Regions from separate parts of the Homo sapiens genome. Here all the other regions are linked to region 2. Evidence: chromatin loops called from intact Hi-C (ENCODE). Cell type or tissue: dorsolateral prefrontal cortex. All regions are shown on one strand. Region 1 has its middle 32 kb from the start of NAV2-AS5. Region 2 has its middle 110 kb from the start of E2F8. Region 3 has its middle 16 kb from the start of NAV2-AS4.

Region 1 (5,000 bases), 130 kb before region 2:
TGCAGAAAACAGAGAACAGCAGAGTTGGACATAAAAGGCCCATAAATATGACAGGTTTTATAGGGTTTGCATTTTTTTCTTAGCAATACCCTCATCAATGCTTATCTGTCAGCTTTGCTAGAGAGCTGCCTGAGAACCTGACTTTACCTTGGGAAGGGTTTGGATAGTCTTATCCAAAAAAATCATTTCGCTTGACCCAAGACTGGCCATATTTATCTCCTTGTGACCAGGTGTGGGGGCAAAGGACCCCTTGGGAATGCAATATGATGGAGGGTGGGGCTGTGATAACCCCTCTCCTTTAAGCCTCCCACCTGACACCTGAGGGGGCCATGAAGAGGAGAGGGAGAGTGGAGGGTGGGAGAAGGAAACCACATAGGAAGGTGGTAGAAACTGGGGCTGCTGGTCCAGGGCAAGATGCCCTGACCCAGGGCTAAGTACCGGGAGGACCATCCTGGGCACTGAGCTTTCATGCTGGCAGGAATTTGGACATCACCTTTTGATTCCCCAAGTCTAAGCAAGAGAACACTAGTGTCCCAAGAGGCTCCATGAAATAGGCTTTCCTAGTAAATTCATTTGGGAAACAGATGCACATCAGCTTGGAAAGTCCTGCACACAGCGATTGACTTGTTCTGTCTAACATGTGCTTCCCGGTGTATTGGATCATGGATCCTATCATGTTCCACAGAGCTAATGTTACTCAGAACATAGTTCAGGGGGAAAAACTGCCCCCCACCTTTTTTTACATGTGAGGGTAGTGGCATCAAAGTGGAAGAGAGTGCAGGAATGGCTGCTTAGGATCAGATCAGTTGGTAAAAAACTGAAATCAGGATCCAGGCCTAGAGGTTCTAGCAGTAGCCCAGTGGTTGGCAATACAAATACCCATAGGAGTAAGGCAGGCTGGCTATAGGGGAAAAAAAAAAGTCTCTTGATGGTCTAGCTTGCATTATCTTACATCTTAATAATGTTGGGGGTTTAGAGAACTATTTTTGACTGTAAGAGAAACAATAGTGTAAGAATGGGCCGGGTGCAGTGGCTCACGCCTGTAATCCCAGCACTTTGGGAGGCCGAGGCAGGTGGATCACAAGGTCAAGAGATCGAGACCATCCTGGCCAACATGGTGAAACCCCGTCTCTACTAAAAATACAAAAATTAGCTGGACATGGTGGCGCGTGCCTGTAGTCCCAGCTACTCGGGAGGCTGAGGCAGGAGAACTGCTTGAACCCAGGAGGCGGAGGTTACAGTGAGCCAAGATCCCGCCGCTGCACTCCAGCCTAGTGAGTAGAGTAAGACTCTGTCTCAAAAAAAAAGAATGGCATGCTCTTAAGGGCAACTGACACTCGACTTCAGGCAGAAAGGTCATGGTGAAGACTGAGGCTAACAGGAATGCCTGGAGCCAAGGGGCAGCCACTTCGTGGCTCTTACCATATGAACATGCACGACAAAAGTTGTTGGTTCTTCTGATTTCTCAAGAAAGGCAGGACAGACCGATTTTTATGGCACATCTCCTGAACAACTATTTTTTTCAGGCTGACTTTTATCTGCACGTCCTCATTTTCTCTGTGGGACATTTTCCTCTCCATGGATGGCCAAGCACTAGGCACTCTCTGGCAGTGGTAGGCAGAACCAGGCAGGTCAGCAGGAGGTGGAGATTCCCTTCCTAGTTTGCTTTGCCTCCAGGGATTCCCCAGAGAGATAAATTGGGACAGCAGCGGCTCCACAAACAGCAGTGTTCAACATAAATATTGCCAGGTTTGAGCTAATGTGATACCAGCCTGTAATCCAAACAAAATAGACCATTGTCCTGTGATTATTTCTCCCCTGGACAAAAGCCTCTGAACACTTGGCCTCCCATTTTTTTAAACTCTCTATTTATGGGCCATGTTAATTTAATTCAGCAGCTCCGCCTTCCATGTGGCTCAAAGGCAGCAGTATTTGCATTTCATGATTTCAAAGCCTTTCTGGTCTGCTGGGCTTCACTGAAAAGAAAGGCTTTGTCCTCTTCATTCTGAGAAACAAGAGGACAGAAAAACCACCCAAATCCTTTGACGTAACACAAAACATGCCCAGCAGCTACACACGCCGTTGCTCATATATCAGAAAGAGAGACTCAATCCCAGAACACCTGGAATGGTCCGGAATCATCTGTCCTTAGCCTTCCGGCTTTCCCCAGATGCAGGCTGTGACCAGGGAGTGGAGAGACCTCCCCTTCTCTGTGGCTGCTGACCCAAGGCCCAGTGGAAAGTTGTCTAAGCAGCTGGCTGGGCATCCTGAATGAGACAGTTGTTCATTTGACCAACTCATTCCCCACCACCCACCACCACTAATGGAGTACTGGGCACCAGGCTGGCAGCTTTGTAAAGCTTACCGCGTCTCAGCCTTGCAGCAGATGAGACGGGGCTTGTGACTGCCACTTCACAGATGGGGAAACTGAGGTGTAGAGAGGCAGAGTGATTTGCCTGAGGTCTCAAGACCTCCTGGAAATAAAAATAAAGGATTCTCTTTGGACAGCAAAGCTGGCTTTTTTCATCGGTTCTCTGGAGATGACTTTGATTTTTAGTCCTGTGAGCAATAATGGATTTCTATTTTTCTTTTTTAATATAGATTTTTTAACTGTGCAAATAATCCATGAATATATTGTTTTTATACAGCATTACAGATAAGGCTTGCAGCTCTATAGATCACCCTCATCCACTCCTTCACTCCATTGCTACACTTAAAAGCCTCACATGCTCTCCTGTCCTCTCCAAAGGCAGCTGCTAGCATCAGCGCCCACAGTAGCCTTCTTTTGTTTCCTGTTTATAAACCATACATTTTCTATGGCTACACATACGTGTATTGTTTGATGCTTTCTAATAAAATTGTATCATAGTGTACACATCTTTCACACTTTCCTTATTACAGTCAACATTTGGAGAATACAGAATGCAGCAGATCAAGAACTTTCTCAGTCTTTCTAACATGCCCCAAAATACAGCCTCACTATGGTTCATTTAGCGTCTCATTGTTTTCACTCTCACAAACGATGCCACTGGGCTGGCCTTGCATTGCTTCTTTGGACACATTTACAAGTATTTCTTCAGAGCTGACATGAGAAGTGGGATGGCTGCAGGCAAAAAGGACTGCTGGTTCTCATACCCTTCTACTTCTTCCATAGGCTAGAACCCCAATTTCTTAGTTTGGGTTCCCTGAAATTATTTCTGGCACAGAGCAATGAAGACCAGTTTATGGGACAGTGCTCTAGAGAGGGCTATGTGTAAGGAAATGTCCAGGACTAAAAAGAAGGAATAGTGGGCCTGCAGGCCCCAGCGGACCTGATGAGGACCCCTGGAGCTAGAACGACCCTTCAGAGTTGTCTCAAATTCAGCCAAGGAGGTCATAACCTTTTATGTCAGCATAAGGCAATTCTTGGCAAAAATGGTCTCCTCCGGGAAGCTTGAAACTTCGGGCAAGTATAATCTTGGGTGAGACAATTCTTTGTGGCTCTGAGGAATAATCAGAAAGGGACAGAGTTATGTACTATCAGTCATCAGTGCTCTCAGCAGCTGGGGGATAGGCCTATCAGTCCTTAAGAGGGGACCTGGGTGAGGCACCACAGCATCCCATGCACCCACTTCCAGTGTGACAGCCAGAAGAGCAACTCCATTTCCAAGCCTCCCTCACAGCTATATGCATGACACTGGGTTCTGATTGACAGAACATGGGCAGAAAGGTGAAAAACTTCCAGGTTGTACCTTAAAGGGAAGGGGTGTGATCCCAAATCATTTCGCTTTTGCAGGAAAGGAAAGTGAACTTCAGTGTCATTTAAACCAATTTTACTTGGAGTTTCTCTGGAAAAGAAAACCTGAAAGTATATGCTGACTTACGAATTATGAGGTCATTGGATATGCACTTTTAAATAAATTTAATAATTATGATACTACCAAGCCTCTCCCCCCACCCCCTCCTGCAGAGTATGAGCATGGAAATGACTTTGTACTCATCCATCTGTACCATCTAAAGCCTGAGCCTATGTCTGACCTATCTTCAAGAGTTCTAGCAGCAGATAAGGGTTTGATCAGACTCATAGAAAGAAGCAAGCTTAACTTGGCAGGAAAAAGACCCAAGTACACCTGACTAAGCCACATAGCTTCTGGCTTCAGTTGGCTCTGGCCACCAGAAAACATGGCTGGGAAAATCAGCAAGGACTAAAGAAGCTGTATGGGTCTGAGGCAGAGCTCTGAACTCTGGAACCTGGGCTCCATCCATTCCTGGCATGGCTGCTCTCTCAGGAGCCTTGGGAAGTTCCCATGGATCCTCTGTCTTCTCATCTGGAAAATGGTGCTTGCTGGCCTGCAGCACAAAGGATGGGATCTTCACCCAGACCTGGCAGACCTCCAGTTAATTGTGGTTCTTTAATGCACTGCACAGCCAAGCTGCTGGGGAATCCTATTTGTGAGTAGACAGCACCAGGCTTGGCTGCCTCTGCTGAGTAAATGATGGTTTTACCACTGAAACTTCAGGCAGTGCTTCATCTTCCCGGCAACTACCGCTCAGTTTAGTAGCACCGCCTAAATCAACCAGGAAACAAGCCTTGGGGAAACAGCATCAAGGGAGGAAGGTAACAACACTTCCTGAGGCCTGCTAGGGGCCAGGAGTTTACAAGTATCATCCCATTTAATCTTCTTGACAATCAGTGAGATCTAACTCTGACTACACAAGAGGAAATGAGGACCCAAAGTGATTAAGGAATTTGCCCAGCCTGACAGCGTGAGGCTACTACACCCGCCCTGTATTACTCCAGGCTCAATAATAACAGCATTATTACTCATAATAATATTAATGACTTATATTTACATGATACATCTATTATTGGTATCGTTCTAGGCACTTTACATGTATCAATTACTGAATTCTCGGGACAACTCTATAAGGTAAATACTCTATCCCCACTTTACAGATGAGGAACCTGAGGCACAGAGTGGTGAAATAATTGTCCAACATCACAGAGCAGGTAGAAGTTG
Region 2 (5,000 bases):
GGGTCTAAAACTTGAACCCAGGTCTGACTTCAAAGTTCCTGCTCATATCCATGCTGCTCTGGAAGGAGTACTGCTGTTTGACTTTTCCCAAGCAGGCTGAGTTCAGAATCTACACTTTTCATAGCTACTGGCCCTCCTCATGAATAATAATAAAAGAAAAAAAAGTCCGGTGCCAAAAAGGGTCTCCTGCTTGGAAGGCCTTCTCCATCGGGGCTGCCTCATTGACAGCTCTGGGCTTTCTCTGTATCTGAGAACAGCTCTGCACTCTGTGCCAGGCCCCTGTGCTGGAGCTCCCTCCCGGGTGAGACCCTGTCACATCCCATCACACCAGCCGGCGCACACGCCCCAAGTGCACATGGGGACAGACGCTCTCGCCACAGAAATACCTCCCAACCAGCAGGAAGTGGGAGGATGTTCAACACCTCCTGTGAGCCTTTTGTTTTTTTCTAGGAGTCAGTCTCCACCAGTTCTGGGGCTGTTGCTGTCCTTGTGCTGGAGCCAGAGGGGAGAGAGTCACAGGAGAAAGAGGAGAAGCAAGGATGCTGTTGTCAGCTAGCTAGCTGCCACATCCAGTCTATTTCCTGACTGGGCAGAGGGGACTTCAAGAGAGTATGCCCTGATGTAAAAGCTCTGGTTTCCTACTGCCAGAGAAATCTCAGGATGTTTAAATACACTTGAATGAAAATGAACTGAAAGAAAGGACTCAGGGAACATTTAACTGAATTGTTGAGAAATGAACATGCGTGCTGGATTGATCCCTAAATGCAGCAATGGATCAGCAGCTTCTCCTCTCTGTGTCATAAGTCAGAACTGAGCGGCTGCAAGGGAAAGGAGAAAAACAAGAAGGCCTGGCCAAACTGCACCATAAGATGAGTGGGGAGCATTGAGGGCAAGCCCTGGCTTCTCCTCAAAGTTCATAAGACAAGCCCACTCTTACTGAAGATCTTCTGAACACACTGCCAAGACTTTTTCCTGCCTGGTACAAACAGCCTCCAAAAGGCTTCAAACTCCCATTCCACATCTGCCCAAATCCTTCTTCCTCTGGGCAACCACCCCGGGGGTGGGAGGTTGGGTGGGACGGAGGTTAAAGACAGGTTTGGAGATATAGCCCAGTACATAGATGGTACAGGAAAAAGCTTCCTAGTCTTAGAGGTAGAGGCATCCTTCAGAGGGACCCGCTGAAGTCCCTTCCTGCAGTAAAACTTCATTCCCTGTTAAATGCCAATTTAGGATTCCAGGTGCCAGACAAGTCACAGGCCAGGCCTTCTTAGGTATAACTTACTCCTTCTGCTGTGGGTGTTGGAATTGTGAGCCCAGCTTTGGCAAAATATCCTTAGATTTTCCCAAAGTTTGCAAAATCAGGCAATGCCCCTTTGGCCTTTTCCTCACTCCTGTCCCTCTCTCCAGTGGCTGCCGGGACTGGGGAAACTGTTTTTTAAATCTGGATTAAAGGTTGGAGGGTTGGGGGCCTGACCTGTTTCATCTTATACCTGGAGTTAAGCTTCTAAAAGAAGGGTGCATCTAAAAGAAGGGTCTTTCCAATGGTCTAATTAACACTTATCACCAAAATCGCATTTTTAATTAGCCCTTGGTGTCAATAGGGGAAACAGAAGAGCTTCTTGGAAATCTAGCTTTTCATTAATCAATCAATAAATAAGTTACATAAGAGGTATGAAAGAGAACCAAGGAGGCATGGTGGTTTCTGGGCTGAGTTTCTAATCTAGGGGCTTTTTTGCTTCCAAAGGGAGCCCGTGAGCCGGCCACTTCTGCTAAGCCACAGGGGAGGGAGGGCAGACCCAGCCGCCAACCCTGGCGCCTTTATCTGTGCACTGCGAGCGAGCGGAGCGTGCTCCCGCCTCTTCCCTGAAGAAAAGAAAGGATCACACACAAAAATAAGTCACTAGGGCCCCAGCTGGGCGACGCGGGCTGCCACCGCCGCCGCCTGAGTCCCTTTGCAGGCAAGAAAGGAGCCGGCTCAGCGGAGCGCACACCCGGGAGGCACCGCGGCTCCCAGTGCTCGGGCGCCCCCTCCCCGCCCGCGCCCTAGCCCGCCGCCCGCAGCTAACCGGAGCGTGGGAGAGCGAGAGCCAGGGGAACCGCAGGCCTGGCCTAGTTGCCCCCGGCTTGGCTCGGATCCGATCCACCTACACCACCCCCACCAACACATACACACGTATGGACAGACAGGCACAGCAAAGAGGCACAGACCGACACAAGCACAGCAGATACTCGCAGACATGCAGACAGACACACATACAGACTTACAGACGCACATCCATATACACAGATCACAGAAGCTCAGATCACAGACGAGGAAGCACGCCTCCACAGAGGGACCCGCGCAGACAGGTACTGGACCTACATTCGGAGACAGACGTAGCTAGAAAACAGAGGCGCAGACAGAAAACACACGCGCTCATAGATACACCTAAAGACTAGCACACAGAGAGGAGGACACACAGACCGAAAACACAGAGACGCCTACAGAAGGATCCACAAATAGCGGTATTCAGACACAAGAACCTGGAGAGGGCGTTCACAGACACCCATGCCAACAGCAAACACAGAGGGACCCAGACGCGGGGATACACCCAGAGACACAATCACGCAGAGGGGAACCCACAGAGACACGCAAACAAGACAGTCAGAAACACAAGAACAAGCACAGGAGGTGGCACAGCCTCAGGCACGTACGCCCAGAGGGACACACACCCACTCCGGATAGGGGCGTGCGCAGTGTCGCTGGAGGCCGGGAAAGTGCGCCCCCGAGCTCGCAGAGCAGCCTCGGAGCACTGCGCCGGGCGCCCAGCCCCGCATCTGCTGGGGAAGAGTTTCCCAGCGCATCTGTGAACAAGGGCCCGCCGGCCGTCATCGCGCACGGGTGGCTATGCGTCCGCTCGCCCGGTATCTATGCTGCGGCCGGGTGGCTTGAGAGGCCCTGGCCCTCGGTCAGAGTCCCGCAGCAGAGGTGTGGCCCCCGAGCCTCTCAATGAGGGGCCGGCCCTCTCCCCAACGGCAGTCCCCACCCTGCTCTGGACCCCGGAGCTCAGCACAGAGCATCCCCAAGTCCTCTCCTCCTTGCCCACCCAGTTGCACCGCAAACTTTCCCAGGCCGGTCCCGCCGCCGGGCAGTCCAGCCAGACCCGACCTGGGGGAGGCAGCATAGGGGGTTCCTACCTGCGCCCACACCGGCTTCGCGGAGCCGCCTCCTCCAGCCGGTCTCGCACTGCACTCCGGCCCGCGCTTCTCAGCCGCGGCCGCTGCCGCTGCAGCCGCTCCTTGCCCTCCCGTTACCCGGGAAACCGCCTCCTCCTCCCTCCCGCCAGCCAACCAGTGCAGTTCACATGGCGCCTCGCTGCCAATCGGCGGCCTCGCCACCCCGGTCCCCTTCCAGGGTCCCGAGCCCTTTCCCAGGCTAGGGGACCAGAGAAAGAGAGAGGGTCTCTCCGGAGCTGCTGCTATTCAATGGCAGACCTGCCAGGCAGAGACATGCCAATCATGCCTGCTAACGCCCTTCTTCTGTGGGACAGACGCACCTGACACTTTAAGGAAGACCTGCATCGTTGGACAACCTGAGTCAGAAGATGCCTCCGGGCACCTGGTTCAACCTCTCACTAAATCCAGGAATCCCCTGGACAGGATCCCATCAGGGAGCTGTCCAGCCTGTGTCCAAACACCTCTCTGGATGGAGCTCTCTGAAGCTCCCAAGACGGTGCTTATTGCCTTCCTGATTGTAGAGCTCTGGTTGACAGCAAGCTCTTTCCAACACTGAACTGAAATCTGCCTCCATGTCAAGACCCGTTTGTGATTCTTGGACACGCAGAACAAGGATCCCTGGGCCAACTAACAGCCAGACCTTCTGTAACCTAGAGGGCAACACATCCTATCCCCAAGGTTACCCATCTCCGGACAGTTATTCATTCTTCTTAGCTTACCCAGGGCCATTTTGGAATCTGGGAGGCTTGTGCTCCCCATGTCCCTTATCTCTCTTTCATGGAGTGGCCTAGTACGTAAGTGCCCACATGAGAGGATATCAGGAACCCAGTACTGCAAATAAGACTTGAACTTCTGAAAAAATGTTCTCTCCTCTCCTAAGTTAAGGTCAGGTCCAAAGAGTAAAAGGGGAGGCCAGGCATGTCTGGAGAGGCACTACCGTGGACATTTCTCTCTTTCCACTCCGCCTCCGATCCTATCATCCAATCAAAACTTGCCCCACCACACAGGGTGCCCAAGGTGAGAAAGCAAGAAGTCCTATTGGTCTTGGCAGGAGAGAGTCCTGGCCTTTCCAAAGTCTCCAGGGGCCACCAGGCTGCAGGGCCTGTCCATAGCCACAGGCAGATCTTTCTATACCACCGTCTGGTGAAGACCAGGTGGGTCCAGCATTCTCAGGGTGTTATGTACACAGACACCCCATTAGAACAGGAGCTCAAGACACACACCAAAGCAGAAGGCCAATCCTGCTGCCGGGCCCCTATTTGGGATGCAGGAAGAGATTGGGGCTCAGGAAGGGAGCTACACTTGTCTGGCGTCAGAGCAGGAGGGATTGATGAGGACCAGACAGTACCCAGCTGGATCTCTGCCAGATCCAACCATCCCTCTCCAGGTCTGGTTGTAGGAAGGGGGCCCAGCTGTAGGATGAGGGGATGGCAGAGGTGAGGGAATTGCAGCTGGGCTGGAAGCTCATGCTCACTCAGAAACATTCACATATATTACACTCCTGAGCCCTGTCCCAGAGGGGCCCATTGAGACTGCTCACAAGACAGAGCTACAAAATAAAACCCATGCTCTTTCTGAGCCAGTCAGCTCAGAGAGGCTTGCAAGAAAGTCTCTCTGAGCTCATGCAAGGAAGAAAATCAGTAGGGTCATGGTAGGGAAGTGACATTATGAACCCAGTCATAAGGAGTGTGATATAGTTAGAAGAACACAGACCTGAGTTAGACAACTTGGGCTGAAATCCCCTCTCCACCATCATCAGCAATGTAATCTTGTCTCTGAACCTA
Region 3 (5,000 bases), 190 kb before region 2:
ATAATAAAATCTACTTCATGACTTGTTACAATGAAGTGAGACAGTATATATGGAACCCCTCAGTATAGAACCTGACCCCTAGTAAATACTCCACAAATGTTAGCTATTCTTACTCTGGGCAGCGGAGCAAAGTGCTTAAGAGCTCGGGCTCTGGAGTGATCCTTCCTCAATTCACTGACTCCATCATTTACTGCCTTGGGGCCATGAACAAATTCCTTAAACCCTCTATGACTTGTTTCACTCATTCTGAGAAATGGGGATAATCGTATTATAGTATCTACCCTAGAGGGTTATTATGAAGATTAAATAAGATAGGCATGGAAGATGCCTAGCATAGTGTCTGGCAGGTGGTGAGTGTTCCTTAAAGGGTACCCATTATTAGCTCCATATGGGATCAAACTTGCCAAGAATTGGACAACAGCAGTCAGGTCTGCACAGTGAGAGAGTGAGCTCCCCGTCTGTGGCTGTGCTGGGCCAGAGGCTAAAAGACCATCTGTTAAGGGTGGGTGGAAGGGATTCCCATATGAGGTCAATGGTGGGCTTTGCCGACCTCTAAGACTCTAACTGTCTTTTCCGTGCTGTGACTCTCAGTGTGAATTAGTAGAGAAGACACTGACTCATCAGTGCAGCAAATCAAAAGTGGAAAAATTACTTTCTAGCTTAGTTTTAAAAATCAAAGCCCCTTTCCAGCCAAAGGCAATTACAGACTGATCCACAGTAAGGCAAGGCATATTTCAATTGAAAAATGGCATCTTCCTAGTCATTGCCATATGGAGCCAGGACACCAGGTGGCCCAGGGCTGAGACCAATCACAGGGTCCAATTGGAACTAAATAAAATGACCCCCTGGAGGAAATGGCTCCAGCGAGGCCCACAAATCCCCATGACATGTCATTTTGGCATGTGGCATGTCCCACATCAGCCTGGGCCTATGCTCTGCCTGATGCCCGAGGCCCTGTCCCTTCTCTCAAGTGGGTCAAAAAGATAAGGGGCCTCAGCTGTGAGTACATCCCCTGTGTGGGAGGAGGAGACCACAGGCACAGTGGAGGAGTCCTGGCCTCAGCCTGCTCCTGTAGAAGGCCCCAGAGACAGCCAGAGTCACATGGGTTGTCATTTGCCAACCATCGGCTGGCAGTTCCCAAAGATGGGCCACATGGCCCAACGCCTTCATCTATATTAAAACTCTCACTTCCTAAATTTCGCTCCATCCCAGGACAATCATTTCAACACAGCCATTCTGTCTCTCCTTTCCTGTCTTCTAGAACAATTTGTCTTCTCCCTGCCATGGGAAAGCAGGTCACATTTTTGGTAGAAAGGGTGGGATAGTAGATGCCGGAAGATGGAGCCATGTGCTGTTGCTATGATTCCCTTGCCACCACCCCAAATCCAGAGCAATGGTCAACTCATCTGCCTCCACTTCTGGTTCCAGTAGCAGTGAATGCAAGAACCAATTACATGTATAACTTCCTCTAGGTAGCATCTCTCCTCCTCATAATAATATAGTTTAGCATTTAACAAAGTCTAATGTGTTTTATGCAAACATTTAAAAAGACAAATACTTGAGAAGTACCAAGTTAAGCAACATTAACAGGATTCTTTCCTGCAGGATTTCTCAGAATTGTTTTCTTTTCTTTTCTCTTGTATTCTCTTCTCTTGTCTTGTCTTCTCTTCCCTTCCCTCCTTTTCCCTTCTCTTCTTTTCTTGTCTTTCTTTTAAGAAACAGGGTTTTGCTCTGCAACCCTGGCTGGAGTGCAGAGGCACAATCACAGCTCATTTCAACCTTGCCTCCCACCTTGTGATCCTTCCACCTTGGCCTCCCAAAGAGCTGTAATTACAGTCATGAACCACCACGCCTGGCCAGAGCTTTTAAAAAATAAACTAAAGTGCATTGGGAATCTCCAAGAAAGGGATTGGGTCAGGGGGAGCAGCTACAGCATTTTCCAAGCTTTGTCTCAGAGTGTCTTGAAGGAAACACACTTTGGGAAAATAGCAGAACTTGGAGCATGGACTTTGGAGCTAATAGCCCCTGCAGGGGATGGGGAGGGTTGGAGGGTTAAATCTGGGTTCTGCAACTTACCAGGTGTGTGACTTACTTTAGGCTGCATTTTGCTGCATTTAATGGGAATGGGAATGATTATAGTTACCTTGCAGAATCACCATGAGTACTTGTAGTTACATGCACAAATGTATATAAAATGTTTAGTGCCTAGGAAATAGTAAGTGGAGAATAAATGGATGCAATTATTCTTGCTGATGTTGTGATAATTTTGTTGTGAAGAATGAAATAGAGAAGGGCCCTTGGGCTTGTCTTTAGAAAGAGTGAGGAGCAAGGAGGAGAGGAGCTAGAAGACCTTGACGGCAACCAGTCTTGGTGGGACATTAGGAGCAGCTCAGGGACAAGTTGCCACTGAAGGTGGGTGGTGGCAGCCACTGCAGGAGATGAAGGCAGGCGGGGCCCCCTGGCTCTGCAAGCTAACAAAGAAAGGGCTTTTGGGGCTCAGTCTGGCCCTTCAGGGATGGTGGCTAGGAATATTCAATCGTGTTTACCCCCTCAGTTGCTGGGAACAATTGTCCCTCTCAGTCAGCCTATTGTCTCCAGTAAAGCAGGCACATAACTCCCATTGGCACTGATGGGATTATGTGCTCCTATCGGGACAGAAACAGAGCCCAAGCTTGAATAAGAGATGGGGAAGCAGTGGGTCCCCCTCCACGACCTATCTCAATGCAGCCATTCGTTTGATTATCAGCTGAACACAGTGAGGCCTCTTTCAAGAGAACTATTCAACCCTGAGCATTTGTAGCCTGCCTGCTTCTTGATAACTTTTCAGAGAGTAGGACTGATTGCATCAAATTCAGTATGCAATGAAAAGGCTTCAAAATGTCCATGACATTCGATCTTGAATCAAAATGGCAGCTGATAATGGCTTTCCAAATGGCTGTGTTGTCTCAGTGGCCTTCAATCTTTTTGCTCCCATCCCCTAAGAAAAAGAATGTTGAAAAACATTTGGACTCTTTTGCACATTGTTAAACGACTCTCTAAAACTTACCATGATGTATGTACCTAAGTTTACTTTGTGTTAACAGGGAGTGAAAAATTGTATACATTCTTACAATGAAATAAGATTAATATTAAATATAATTAGAATAAGTATTTCACAATGTGATTAGAAAAAAACACAAGCCTGAGCTACCCTAATTGGATAAAGCACACCACAAGGTTTGGGATGGAGGAGGGATCTACTTTTTATCAAGTGGGAGAAGGGCCTCTGTGAAACCTTCTTGGACAGATCTTCTTCTTGGATAGATCAATTTTGAAAACGAGTAGACAAACAAGTTGAGATCTGGAAATAGATTCCCTTCAACTATTCATGCCTGCACACCCCTTGGAAAATCTTCATCTACCCCCAGTTTGAAGACCATTGATCTAACTGATCGTAATGAGGCTCAGTACGTAGAATTAGAGAAAACTGTGACGTTGCAGAGGCAAGGCTGCCTGGGCATCACAGAACCATTTACAGTTCAGGGGAAGGGGAGAGGGATGAGAAATGACAGAGGGCTCTTGCATTACATTTTTAGCCATACTGTTAGCAAACATTTACCAAGTACCTATTATATGCCAGGCTCTGTTCTAAGTATTGGAAATATTGTATTGAACAAGACAAAGTCCATGATTTGTGGCCTTTAAATTATAGTGGAAAGATATATATATATATATAAAATGTCATTATCCTGGTTGTGATATTGCACTAAAGTTTTGCAAGATGTTACCCATTGGAGCAAACTGGGTAAAGGGTACACAAAATCTCTCCATATTATTTCTTACAATAGTATGTGAATCCACAATTATTTCAAGATTTAAAAAGTTCAATTTAAAAAGATACATAAATAAAACACAAACACATAGACTATGACACTAAAGCATAAAAAAAAAAGAAAGTTATAATTGAAAAATAAGTCTGGGCCTGGCAGCTAACGCCTGTAATCTCAGCACTTTGGGAGCCTGAGGTGGGAGGATTGCTTGAGCCCAGGAATTCAAGATCAGCCAGGAAAACACAGTGAGACTCCCATCTTAGCAGAAAAAAAAAAAACAAAAACAAAAGTTAGCCAGGTGTGGTGGTGTGCACCTGTAGTCCCAGCTACACGGGAGGCTGAGGTAGAAGGATTGCGTGAACCTACGAGGTCCAGGCTGCAGTGAGTCATGACTGCCCCACTGTACTCCAGCATGGGTGAAAGAGCAAGACCCTGTCTCAAAAAAAGAAAAGAAAAAGGAAACAGAGGAGTGTGCTAGAATAGAACAGTGAGCTTCCACAGATTCACAGCTCAGGGAAGAGGCAAAGGTCAAGCTCAATGATGACAATAGCCACCTGGGCCAGGCCACTCTAGAGATGTGTCACAGCTTGGCTGCGTTATTGGACCTCACCAGGATCCTTCCAATATCAATGACATTTGAAGATATAGGAACCAGAAAAAACAAACCAAGAGAGTCTATTGGACTGAGCTGCTTTCTGTCTGGCATTTTCTTATCAGACATGCTGCAGAGCATAGGTGCTGCAGAAGAAACTGTGAGTAAGGAACCCAGGTCTGAGTTCTGGACTCTCCTTCTCATAACAGTCATGTGACCTTGGTAAGTTACTCATTTCTTTGGGACTCAGGTGCTTTCCCTGCAAAATGCATCACCTAGGCCAGTCCTTCACAAATATTTCACCTCTTAATCCTCATGATATCCTATGAGGCAGGTGCTATTATTATTTCCATTTTACTGATAAACAAACTGAGACTTAAAAACATTAAATAACTTGCCCAAGTCACAATAAAGTAGCAGAGCAGGGACTGGAATCCAGTTCTATTTTATTTAAAAAGCACTTAGACTAGATCAGATATACCTGTGAGATTGTGTCTAGAACTAAGGAAAGCCAGTCTGGAAGTGGATAGTAAAGGCGACCATATCTAGAATACACTTAAGAGCAGAAGCAAAAGAACACAGTCCACTTGGTGGCTGCT

Evidence for each region. Hi-C counts contacts between places; a loop is a spot of excess contacts. Peaks named below come from ENCODE experiments on the same cell type or tissue, not always from the same donor. Only the 100,000 strongest peaks of a DNase experiment are listed, where the experiment ranks them.
Region 1: it touches region 2 in a loop (11-fold over the local background); 3 of 110 quality-filtered maps call a loop at or near these places.
Region 3: it touches region 2 in a loop (2.7-fold over the local background); 2 of 110 quality-filtered maps call a loop at or near these places.

What each region holds. Positions count from the first base shown.
Region 1 is chr11:19,472,291-19,477,290 of GRCh38, reverse strand. It overlaps a transcript of NAV2 not described here. Among named protein-coding and RNA genes, the nearest start is that of NAV2-AS5, 32 kb to the left of the region's middle. In dorsolateral prefrontal cortex, no CTCF peak of the experiment used is centred here; DNase peaks (open chromatin) are centred at 1,651 and 2,250; H3K4me3 peaks cover 1,243 bases; H3K27ac peaks cover 2,797 bases.
Region 2 is chr11:19,343,489-19,348,488 of GRCh38, reverse strand. It overlaps a transcript of NAV2 not described here. Among named protein-coding and RNA genes, the nearest start is that of E2F8, 110 kb to the right of the region's middle. RefSeq lists a silencer at 2,037-2,106 and an enhancer at 3,117-3,196. In dorsolateral prefrontal cortex, a CTCF peak has its summit at 1,988; DNase peaks (open chromatin) are centred at 2,008, 2,718 and 3,308; H3K4me3 peaks cover 2,491 bases; H3K27ac peaks cover 901 bases.
Region 3 is chr11:19,537,607-19,542,606 of GRCh38, reverse strand. It overlaps a transcript of NAV2 not described here. Among named protein-coding and RNA genes, the nearest start is that of NAV2-AS4, 16 kb to the right of the region's middle. In dorsolateral prefrontal cortex, no CTCF peak of the experiment used is centred here; a DNase peak (open chromatin) is centred at 2,480; H3K27ac peaks cover 1,302 bases.